Linked DNA regions of Mus musculus: region 1 is linked to region 2. Evidence: chromatin contacts called from ENCODE Hi-C or POLR2A ChIA-PET data. All regions are on one chromosome and are shown on one strand. The core of a region is the stretch at or near the end of the contact, and the rest is flanking DNA. Distances in the headings are between cores, read along the strand shown.

The links. Hi-C counts contacts between places; a loop is a spot of excess contacts on that map. ChIA-PET counts read pairs that join two places held with the same protein, here RNA polymerase II (POLR2A).
Region 1: a loop to region 2 is called in a map of mature B cell, with 1.9 times the contacts of the local background. The contact joins the promoter of Cd300a here to the enhancer-like site in region 2. A Hi-C loop is called at or near these places in 7 of 37 maps with a recorded cell type or tissue (Patski, T-helper 1 cell, T-helper 17 cell and 3 more). POLR2A ChIA-PET finds 5 or more read pairs at or near these places in 2 of 5 experiments (Patski and embryonic stem cell).

The regions. Positions count from the first base shown.
Region 1 is chr11:114,888,609-114,893,876 of GRCm38, forward strand. It overlaps Cd300a (CD300A molecule), which reads left to right and starts at 1,433. Exons shown (of 7, transcript NM_170758.4): 1 at 1,433-1,826; 2 at 4,630-4,986. The coding sequence starts at 1,757.
Region 2 is chr11:114,811,035-114,815,874 of GRCm38, forward strand. No RefSeq gene overlaps it. Among named protein-coding and RNA genes, the nearest start is that of Gpr142, 9.9 kb to the left of the region's middle. Within about 2 kb of position 1,762, at least 1 of the 3 ENCODE cell types and tissues checked has a DNase peak (open chromatin) inside an H3K27ac peak, as active enhancers do.

The DNA of each region.
Region 1 (5,268 bases), core at 183-2,682, 77 kb after region 2:
CAGGCTGGCTTCACAGAAATCCTCCTGCCTCTGCCTCCCAAGTGCTGGAATTAAAGGCATGTACCACCATGTACAGTTTAATGTTTGTTTGTTTGTTTTTAAAGATTTATTGATTTTATTTATTTGAGTACACAGTCACTGTCTTCAGACACACTAGAAGAGGGCATCGGATCCCATTACACATGGTTGTGAGCCACCATGTGGTTGCTGGGATTTGAACTCAGGACGTCTGGAAGAGCAGTCAGTGCTCCTAACCTCTGAGCCATCTCTCCAGCCCTGTTAGTTTGTTTTTAATTTTAGAAGTACTGTGGTGGCTTGAATGAGAATGACTCCCATAGGATCATCGTTATGAATACTTGGTCACCAGGGCGTGGCATTCTTTGAAAGGATCAGGAGGTGTGGCCTTCTTGAAGGAAATTTTCTCTGGGGGAGTGGGCTTTGAGTCCCAGTCAGTGTCTCTCTTCCTGCTGCCTGCTGATCTGGATGTAGAACTCATAGCTCGTTCTCCGGCACCATGTCTGCCTCCAGGCCACCATGCTTCCTGTGGTGATGACAATGGACTAGACCTGTGACACTGTAAGTCAGCCCCACTTAAATGCTTTTTATAGATAACACTTGCTGTGGTCATGGTGTCTCTTCACAGCAAAGAAACACTGACCAAGCCAAGTATCTAGAACACAAAGTTCCATACTGATCTTTAGTTGACATATGATGCTATTACTATCAAAGAGTGGTGTGTTTTCTTGTTGTTGAAACAGTCTCTCCAGACTTGTGGGTTCCAGCAATGCTCCTGACTCAGTCTCCAGAATAGTTGTATAATAGGGGTATGTCCCCGTACCTGGCCATCAGAGAAATTTCTTCAGGATCCTGAAGCGTTGTCTTCCACCCGTCTAGCAGTGTAACTAGCAGGTATCTTCGAGGGCACATTTGTAGCAAGAGGAGGAAAGCGTGAGATGCTGAGGAGGATCTGGAAGGGAGGGCGCTCTCGGGACCTCATCATTGGCATAGGGCTGCCTGCGGCTTTAATAACTACTATTATTATATGATTAATATAGTATAATAGCTAGCTATTGGGTGACCTGTTTTACAATAAGGTCAGAGTTTCCTGGGCTTTCGTGCCATTCTGTACGAGCTGGAAGGGTTCACAGGACCCCTGTGTACATGTTTGGTGTCTCCGTGGACCAGAGAAAGAGGGAGATCTGCAAGTTGTCTGGGTCCTTGCTCAAGTTCAATGGGGCTACACAAGAAAGAAGGTCGCAGCCTGGAGAGCCCCTGGTCAAATGGAAGACACATTTTCCAACACCAGAAACCCTTCAGGAATTTTTGGGGGTCCAGGCCTAGAGCTCCCAGGAAGGCTTCATAGTGGGCACCACCCAGGCAGGGCTAGCAGGTCTTCCTCTCCACAAGGCTGCCATTCTTCCCACAAGGAAAGGAGGAGTGACTGGGTGCCAGTCAGAATGAAACCTGGCCCTGCACCCTGAGCCAGACGCAAGCAGGGGTCATCAGGCTGTCATGGCAGCCTGGCAGTCATGAGATCAGAGCCTCACGGGGGGTTCATCAGCTCGCCTCGGCTCCTTCCGATTCTTTTAGTTTCTCCCGTAGCTCCAGGAACAGAACTGAGGAAAGTCGGAAGCAAAACAGCTAGACACAAAGAAAAGCAGAAGTGGGCGTCTCAGAGACTGGCCGTCCCCCAGCGGGACTGAACCGTGGAGCGTCCAGCCGTGGCCTGCCTGCCGGTGACCCGTGTGTGGGAGAAATGACCCAACTGGCCTCAGCTGTGTGGCTGCCCACACTGTTGCTGCTGCTGCTGCTTTTTTGGCTTCCAGGTGAGGTAGTGTCTGCCCGGGAGGGCGGGGGGCTTCGGGGAGATGCAGTGTGAGGCACTGGAATGGGGATCTCTCTGTGCACAACACCAAATGTGGCAGCTGAGTCCTTCATGTAAGGTGGATGACCAAAGAAAGGGCCGTGCTTGGGGGGAAGGGACCGGGATCTCCCTCTGCACACAGCTGTCAGAACAAGAGACAAGTCAACACACGGTGGGGGCTGGTGGCTGTCCAGGACGGGTGCCCAGAGGATTTTTGGATGGTTTAGAATAGAAAACAGGAGGTCAGGGCAGGTGGTACCAGTATGAGTGGACAGTGGTTGTGTTGAGAGGCCCTGACAGGCACGTGCTGGTGTGGATGTGTGTGAAAAAATTTAATCTGTCTATCTTTCTTTCCTTCTCTTCCTTCCTTCCATCTTTCCCTCTTTCTTTCTTTTCTTCTTGGGTCCCCCCCCCCCTTTTTGGGTTTTCAAGGCAGGGTTTCTCTGTGTAGCCTTGTTTGTTCTTTCTTTCTCTCTCTCTCTTTCTTTCTTTCTTTCTTTCTTTCTTCCTCCCTTCCTTTCTTTCTTTCTTTCTTTTTTGTAAGGTTTTTTTTTTTTCATTTTCTTTTTGGGATAAGTCTCACTGATTAGCCTTGGATCTCACTCTGTGGACTAGGGTGGCTATGAACTCACAGAGACTGCCTTTCTCGGCCTCCAAAATGCTGGGATTAAAGGTGTGCACCACCACACCCCACAGACTTCTTTTTTGGTTCTTTACTCTTCGAAAATTTCATGTATGTGAACAATGTAGTCTGACCATATCTGACCTCCCCAAGTCTGATTCCCCAAGTCTGTTCAACACATCTCCCTCCAACTTAGTATTATTTATATATTTTTTAAAAAAACCATTGAATGATTAGCACTGGCTCTATGCACGTGGGTATGGGGTCATCCACTGGGGCAGAGGCAACCTGCCAATAGCCACACCCCTAAAGGAAAAAATTTCTAATCCCAGTACTCTGGAGGCAAAGGCGGGCAGATCTCTGTAAGTTTAAGACCAGCCTATTCTACATAGTAAGTTTCAGGCCAGGCAGGGTTACATAGAAAAAAAATCTTGCCTCAAAATAAATAAATAAATAAAGAGAGAGAGAGAGAGAGAGAGAGAAAGCAAGAAAGAGAGAAAGAAAGGAAGAGAGAAAGAAAGACACTGGTTTCATCTGGGTTTACACACTTATTCACAGAGGTTTGAAAAAAATTATCTTGGCTATTTTTCCCTTTATTTATTTGGGTTGTCTTCTTCTTCTTCATTTTTCCCCCTTTGGGATTTAAGGGGATTTAAAGTGCCCTGCTAAGGGAAGTGGTGGAAAGTTAGAAAGCCAACCATCTACTGGCGGTGGAGGAGCATCCTTGCAAGCCAGGAAAGGTACAGGAGGGCTGGAAACTGCTGTTTACTTATTAAGCACGTCGGGTGCAGGGGATGACTTAGTGGAGAAAGTGGGCACCTGAGTTTGGATTTCAAGCATTCACATGAAAATTGGATTTGTTATGCATGCATATCCCCAGAGCCGGGGGTGCAAAGATGAGTGGGACTCGGTGCTCCTCCTAGTCTCTGTAGGTACCGTGCTCCCGTGCACATACGCACACATACACATAATTAAAAACAAATCATGGAGAGATAGCTCAGTGTTAAGTGCACTTACTGCTCTTCCAGAGGTCCTGGGTTTGGTTTTCAGAACCCACATAGTGGTTCAGAACTGTAGAATTATTATTATATTAATATTGATCCATAAAATTAGTACAGCATCCGTGATTCCTTAACCTCTCCTAGTTCCCCAATAACCATACAGGGAGACCAAGGTTTATTAAAATTGCCTTGAGGCAGATACTGAGCAATCATTACTCCTTTCTAAACTTCCAAGTTAGTCAGGCCTCCTCCCAGACAATATCCCCATCTTTCTTGAATTTCTGTTGTCTCTTATCCAGCGCTCCTTTCCTGATGTTTTCTCCACCTCCCTCCTGGCTCTCTTTCATTTCCTCCTAGAACCGGAAGTCCCACCCCTTCTCTCCAAAGCTCTGTATTGGCTTGTTGGTTTTTCTTGGCAAGGCAGAGAACAAATGAGGAGCATGTTTATGCAAACTTGAGACAGGAGCTTTTAAGAATAAACATAGCAATGCCATGTCTGGATTGAAACAAGAGATGTGGGCAGAGAAATGAACAAGGGTAAACTTTGCACAACATACAAAAACATAATGTATACACATAGCCACCTATAACTCTGGTTTCAGGGCTTCTCACACCCTCTTCTGGTCTCCATGGGCTCCATGTATATGTGTGGTGCATATAAACTCACATACAAATATACAAGTATAATAAACCTTAAAGAAAAACCTTAAAAAAAAAAAAACAGAACCTCAAAGTCACTGAGACACACCTAGGTTTAGAGAGCAAACCCTCCCATTTTCCTGCCCTTCCCCCTAACTCCTCTTCCTGGTCACAGGGTCCTAAGGGCATTGAGGGAGCTGGGCATACAGCTGGCCATCTCTTCTGCTCTGACCCATATTTTTGTGGGGGTTTGGGGTGGCACGTGAGGGTGTGGCTCTTCTCCAGACTCCTGAGGTGCCCAGAGCTGAGTTTGCAAACATGAGGCCTTTGTGGGTCAGAGGGACTGGGAAGATTCCGGGTGAAGGATGGAGCAGGGCAGAAGGGAAGGGTGCTGAAGGGTGATTGACTGATGGGAGGTGAAGGGGTGGATGGAGGGTGGAAATCTGGAGACCTTATCCCTCTTCTAGCTGTGGGGGTGTAGAATTGAGGTTTGTGTTTTCCAGGCTGTGTCCCTCTGCATGGTCCCAGCACCATGTCAGGAAGTGTAGGTGAATCCCTGAGTGTGTCATGTCGATATGAGGAGAAATTCAAGACTAAGGACAAATACTGGTGCAGAGTGTCACTTAAGATACTATGTAAAGATATTGTCAAGACCAGCAGCTCAGAAGAAGCTAGGAGTGGCCGAGTGACCATCAGGGACCATCCAGACAACCTCACCTTTACAGTGACCTATGAGAGCCTCACCCTGGAGGATGCAGACACCTACATGTGTGCGGTGGATATATCACTTTTTGATGGCTCCTTGGGGTTCGATAAGTACTTCAAGATTGAGTTGTCTGTGGTTCCAAGTGAGGACCCAGGTAAGTCCCCATAATGATCATTGTAGCATCAAGACATCTGAAAGTGGCAGGAATTTCTGGAGGAGGAATTCAGCTCAGAGCCTGGGAGTACATTATGTGTGATGAGGGGCAGATAGGGACAGAGCAACAGCCAGGGAGGCATCCTGGAGTAACTGCTTCTTGTAAGGGGGAAGGTGCTGGTCTGTCAGGGGACACGGGGCAGAGAGAGCAGAGTGTGGCCAGGGGACAGAGATCTGTATCCTGTGGGAGTGAACCATGGAAACCAGACAGAGTTCATGGGTG
Region 2 (4,840 bases), core at 512-3,011:
CGTGAGGCCATCCCGAGCTACGTGAGACCCTGTCTCAAAAAAAAAAAAAAAAGGAAATCTAAAAATGAGATCATTTTGTGAGGTGCATCACTGACATGTAAATGACAAGGGCTGTCATGTATCTGCTCTTAGCTGGGCGAGTTGACACACACCTGTAATCCTAGTTTGTGAGAGGCTGAGGCAGGAGGATCATGAGTTTGAGACCAGCCTGAGTTATATAGAAAAAAAATTCAATTCCACCCCACCCCAAAAGATCTGTTCTTGTCTCTTTGTGCGATTTTGACTAAGGACTGGGGGGAGGGGTAAAGAACCCAGAATCCACCACATAGCTCAGGATGACCTAGACCTGGCAGGAGAATAGAGAGATTTTCCTATCAGAGCTGCTGAGATCACCGTGTGAACCTCCACACCTTCTTTTAAGCCTTTTTCCCTCTTGGTTTTTCAAACCAGGCTTTCTCTGTGTGACCCGGGCTATCCAGGAATTCACTCTGTAGACCAGGCTGGCCTCAAACTCGGAGATCCACCTGCCTCTGCCTCCTGAGTGTTGGGACTAAGGGGATGTGCCACCAACCACCCAGCTATCTTTTATTTCTTTTGGTTTTGTGTTTTGTTTTTTGAGACAGGGTTTCTCTGTATAGCCTTGACTCTGTCCTGGAACTCACTCTGTAGACCAGGCTGGCCTCGAATTCAGAAATCCAGAAATCCACCGGCCTCTGCCTCCCAAGTGCTGGGATTAAAGGCATGTGCCACCATGCCCAGCTCCAGCTATCTTTTCTTATTGATAAAGTCTCAAGTGGTTTTCTTGGTGGCAGGGACTGGGGGTGGGGGGTCCCCTCCCCGTCATTTTGTCCTTCCCCTTCTCTCCCACTCCTAACCCTCCTGAAATATCCTGACTTATGAAAAACCCACTTTGGAATCATCAAGTCTTTTCTTATGGTCCTGGCTTCCTAGGGACCACGTGGCAGTCCGCCATACTATCATTTAGATACATTAGCTTTGGGGGATGGTTACTTGTTAAGGGTCTCCCATTTCTTCCCAATTCTTTTCTTGAGGGGGTAGGATGCTTTGAGACAGAGTTTCTCTGTGTAGCCCTGGCAGTCCTGTAATTTACTTTGTAGACCAGGCTAGCCTGGAACTCAGGGATCTGCCTATCTCTGCCTCCCCAGTGCTGGGACTAAAAGTGTGAGCCACCGCTGGCTGGCTCTTCTCAAGTCTTTATATGGTTTTACTGGTTTGATTGGAAGTTGGCTGAAGAACGGTTTTCTGGACCCATCTCGTTCATTTTCTAAGACTTAACATCACAACATTGGACAGGCTGCGGCTCGAACAACAGAAGTGAATTGTCCCTCAGCTCTGAAGTGCAGGGTCAGGGTGCTGACAGACTCACCTTTTTGTTTTGCTCTTGAGAAAGGGTCTCATGTAGCCCAGGCTGGCCCCAAACTCACTGTGTAGCTAGTTGACTGACCTTTTTGAACCACCCAGCATACTCCAAATTAGTGTTGGTGAACACGTTTACCCATGAGCATGCACACACACACAACTCCCACTGAAGCTGAGATTTGGAGCCTCGTGCATGCTAGGCAATCACTCCACTGCTGGATTATATTCCCAGTCCTAACTTCTGAACTGAGACCCTTAGCTGTCCCAGCTGCTGTGCTGAATCGACCATAGGATAGTCTTTGGTATGGGGGTATCTCCGGATTCTAATCACCTATTAGGCCAGAGCATGTATTCTTTACAGTCTCAGTACCCGACACCCCTGTTGGATTATCCAGCAGGGGGCGCTGCAGGACTGTCTGGCTGACCCAGCAGGCACAAGAGTCAGAGGCTTTCAACTGGCTTTTATAAGGAAATCCAAGTGACTGGCTCAGGGCCCACAGCCAGAGGGGAGTTAGAGGGTGGGAAAAGTCAGCTGTCCCCCTGTCTCTGCATCCATCCTGAAGTCACACCCCTCCACCACCCTTTTCACACTCACGTACGTGCTCGTGCACACACACACACACACACACACAGTGGTTTCCTGAGCACAGCTGTTTGAAGATCCCTTTCATCTGACCAGCAGGGTCCAGGTCCTCTTGCTGACCTCAGCAATGGTAGTTTCCCTTTCCACTACAGGGAGTTCAGTCCATCTGGGCTCATTTGGTCCTGTCTGGGTCTCTGGGGTCTCACTTGCTCTACCCCAACCCATCTCCATGAGGACACTTACCCCACCCCATGAGAATGGTTTCTGTCCTGGGCAGCACTTGGGCATCCTGCTCTCCAAGGGAGTGGCACGCAATGTGTCAGGAACAGAGGTAGAAAAGAACAGGCTCTCTGCATCCCAACCCCACCACTATTATCCCTGAGAGGCCCCAGAGTCTCTGCCTCCTCCTCCTCCTCCTTTTTTTTTTTTTTTTTTTTTTTTTTTTTTTTGAGACAAGGTTTTCTGTGTAGCCCTGGCTGTCCTGGAACTCACTTTGTAGACCAGGCTGGCCTCAAACTCAGAAATCTGCCTGCCTCTGCCTCCCAAGTGCTGGAATTAAAGACGTGTGCCACCACCGCCTGGAGAGGGCCCTTCTTCTTGACCCAAAGCAGGGAGTCTTTTACCCCTTCTGACGATAGGCTACTGAATGAATTCATGTAGTTCCTTGTGTGGGCAAGCTTGTAGGCAGACTGAAGCAGAAGGAAAGGTAGTCCACTGGGGACCTGGTGATGGCATATCCATCCCCTCTGACTGAGACCTCTCCCCGGAGTCCCCAGATTCTATTCAAAGAGCCTAGAAGGCTGGAGATGGTGACGGGGGTGGGGGGTGGGGGGGGTGGGGGGGTGGTCTGAGACAGAGTTTGAGAACTGCATGGGCTATGGAATGAGTTTGAAGCCAGTTTGAACAATACACAAAGGCCTTGGCTCAGACAATAGATAGATAGATAAGACAGACAGATGGACAGATGGACAGACAGACCAAACTCAAGATTTAGCCAAGTCAGTAGAGTGCCTGCCCAGCACTGAATTAAAAATGACGAGACAGAGCCAGGAGTGGTGGCACACACCTTTAATCCCAGCCCTTGGGAGGCAGAGGCAGGTGGATTTCTGAGTTGAAGGCCAGCCTGGTCTACAAAGTGAGTTCCAGGACAGCCAAGGCTATACAGAGAAACCTTGTCTCGAAAAAAAAAAAAAAGAAAAAAAATGACGAGACAGGTATGGTGGCACATGAGCCTGTGCCTATAATCCCAGCATTTGGAAGGTACAGGAAAAAGAGGAGTCCAGGCTAGCCTCAGCTACATAGCAAGTTCAAAGTTGGCCTGAGATACAAGACACACTGTCTCACATAACAATAAATATATAGATAAATATATATGAGCCAGAAAAAAAATCAACTTTTTTTTTGGGTGGGGGGGGTCAGTTTGACATAAGCTAGGGTCATCTGGAAAGAGGAAACCTCAACTGAGAGAATGCCTCTATCTGACTGACCTGTAGGCAAGTCTGTGGGGTCATGTTCTTGATGAATGGCTGGTGTGGGAGAGCTTACCCACTCTGGACAGTCCATCCCTAGGCAGATGGTCCTGGGCTGTTTAAGAAAGCAGGCTGAACAAGCCATGGAGAAAAAGTCAGTGAGCAGAGGCCCTAGGTGATCTCTGCTTTAGTTCCTGTCTCCAGGTTTCAGGTTCCCACCTCAGCTTCCCTCAGTGATAGACTATGATGTAGAAGTATTAGCCAAATAAAACCAAAGGGTCTAGCATAACTGGTTTAGGATAGTTGATTAGTAGAGCCCCCACCTGTTTTTTTGACTCAGTTTCCTTCATTGGGTGCAGGAGAGGCAATGAGGTGTATCTTGTCTCCATCCTACAGGCCTGGCCTACTCTGCAACCCCCAAGGCCCCATTTCCCTTCCCTGGTGTGAGGAGCCTGGACCCCCATCTCCCCAGCTGTTTTTGAGACCTCTCTGCGAATAACCCTGGGATCCTTCCAGTCAGCCCAGCTGCCCCCATGGCCGTTGGCCAGTAGAAGACTTAATCCTGTCTGTGGTAGCTCCTTCCCAGATTCCTCCTTGATGTATATTTAGCAGGCCAGGGAGGGTGAGCATTACAGGAATGCCAGCCAGGATGTCCTGGCTTGTCACGCCTCCTAGAGGGTGGGATCAGGCCAAGTGCTATTGAGGCTAGCCAGATGCTGCAGGGTAGGCTAGCACTACCAGGTACTGAGCTGGCTTCAAGCATAGGCTGGGCTCTCAGACCCTCAGGGTCTCATTGGGAAGCACTTGCTCTTTACCCGGTTCCTCAGGGACATGGAAGGATTGTGGGAAAGAAGACTAGCATCAAAGCATGCCGCAGTGCATGTGACCGGCCTGGGCTGATTGTGGGCGCTCCTGCTGCTGGGAAAGGCAGCTGAGACCGCAGGCTGGGGACTGGAATTATACAGAACACCTGTTTTGAGAGTCTCTTCCGGTCTGGGCGCCCACACTCTCAGACCTATGCTTTCACTTTGGGAAGTAACCAAGTCATGGTGGCCAATGGGGACAGAGAAGGAAGTTCTATGGCCTTCACTGAGAGTACTCCAGGGGTCCTGCCCTACGTGACCTAACTGCCAGGTGGACCTGTAGGTAGACAGTGTGGACACTGATGGACCACCTAAATTCACCCAGGGCCCCCAGGTACAGAGGCAGCTGGCTATTCACCTCACGAGGAGGATCCCTCCCCAGAACCCACATATAAGATACATCTTAGCCTCAGAGACCAGGACAAAGGACTTGGTCCAGCTAGCTGATCACCATCCCCATGGCTTTCTTCTTCCTCTTTCTGAGCGAAAGGAACACAGCAGGCAGATCCAGACAATGCCCCACTGCTCTGGGGTGCTTTCCCCTG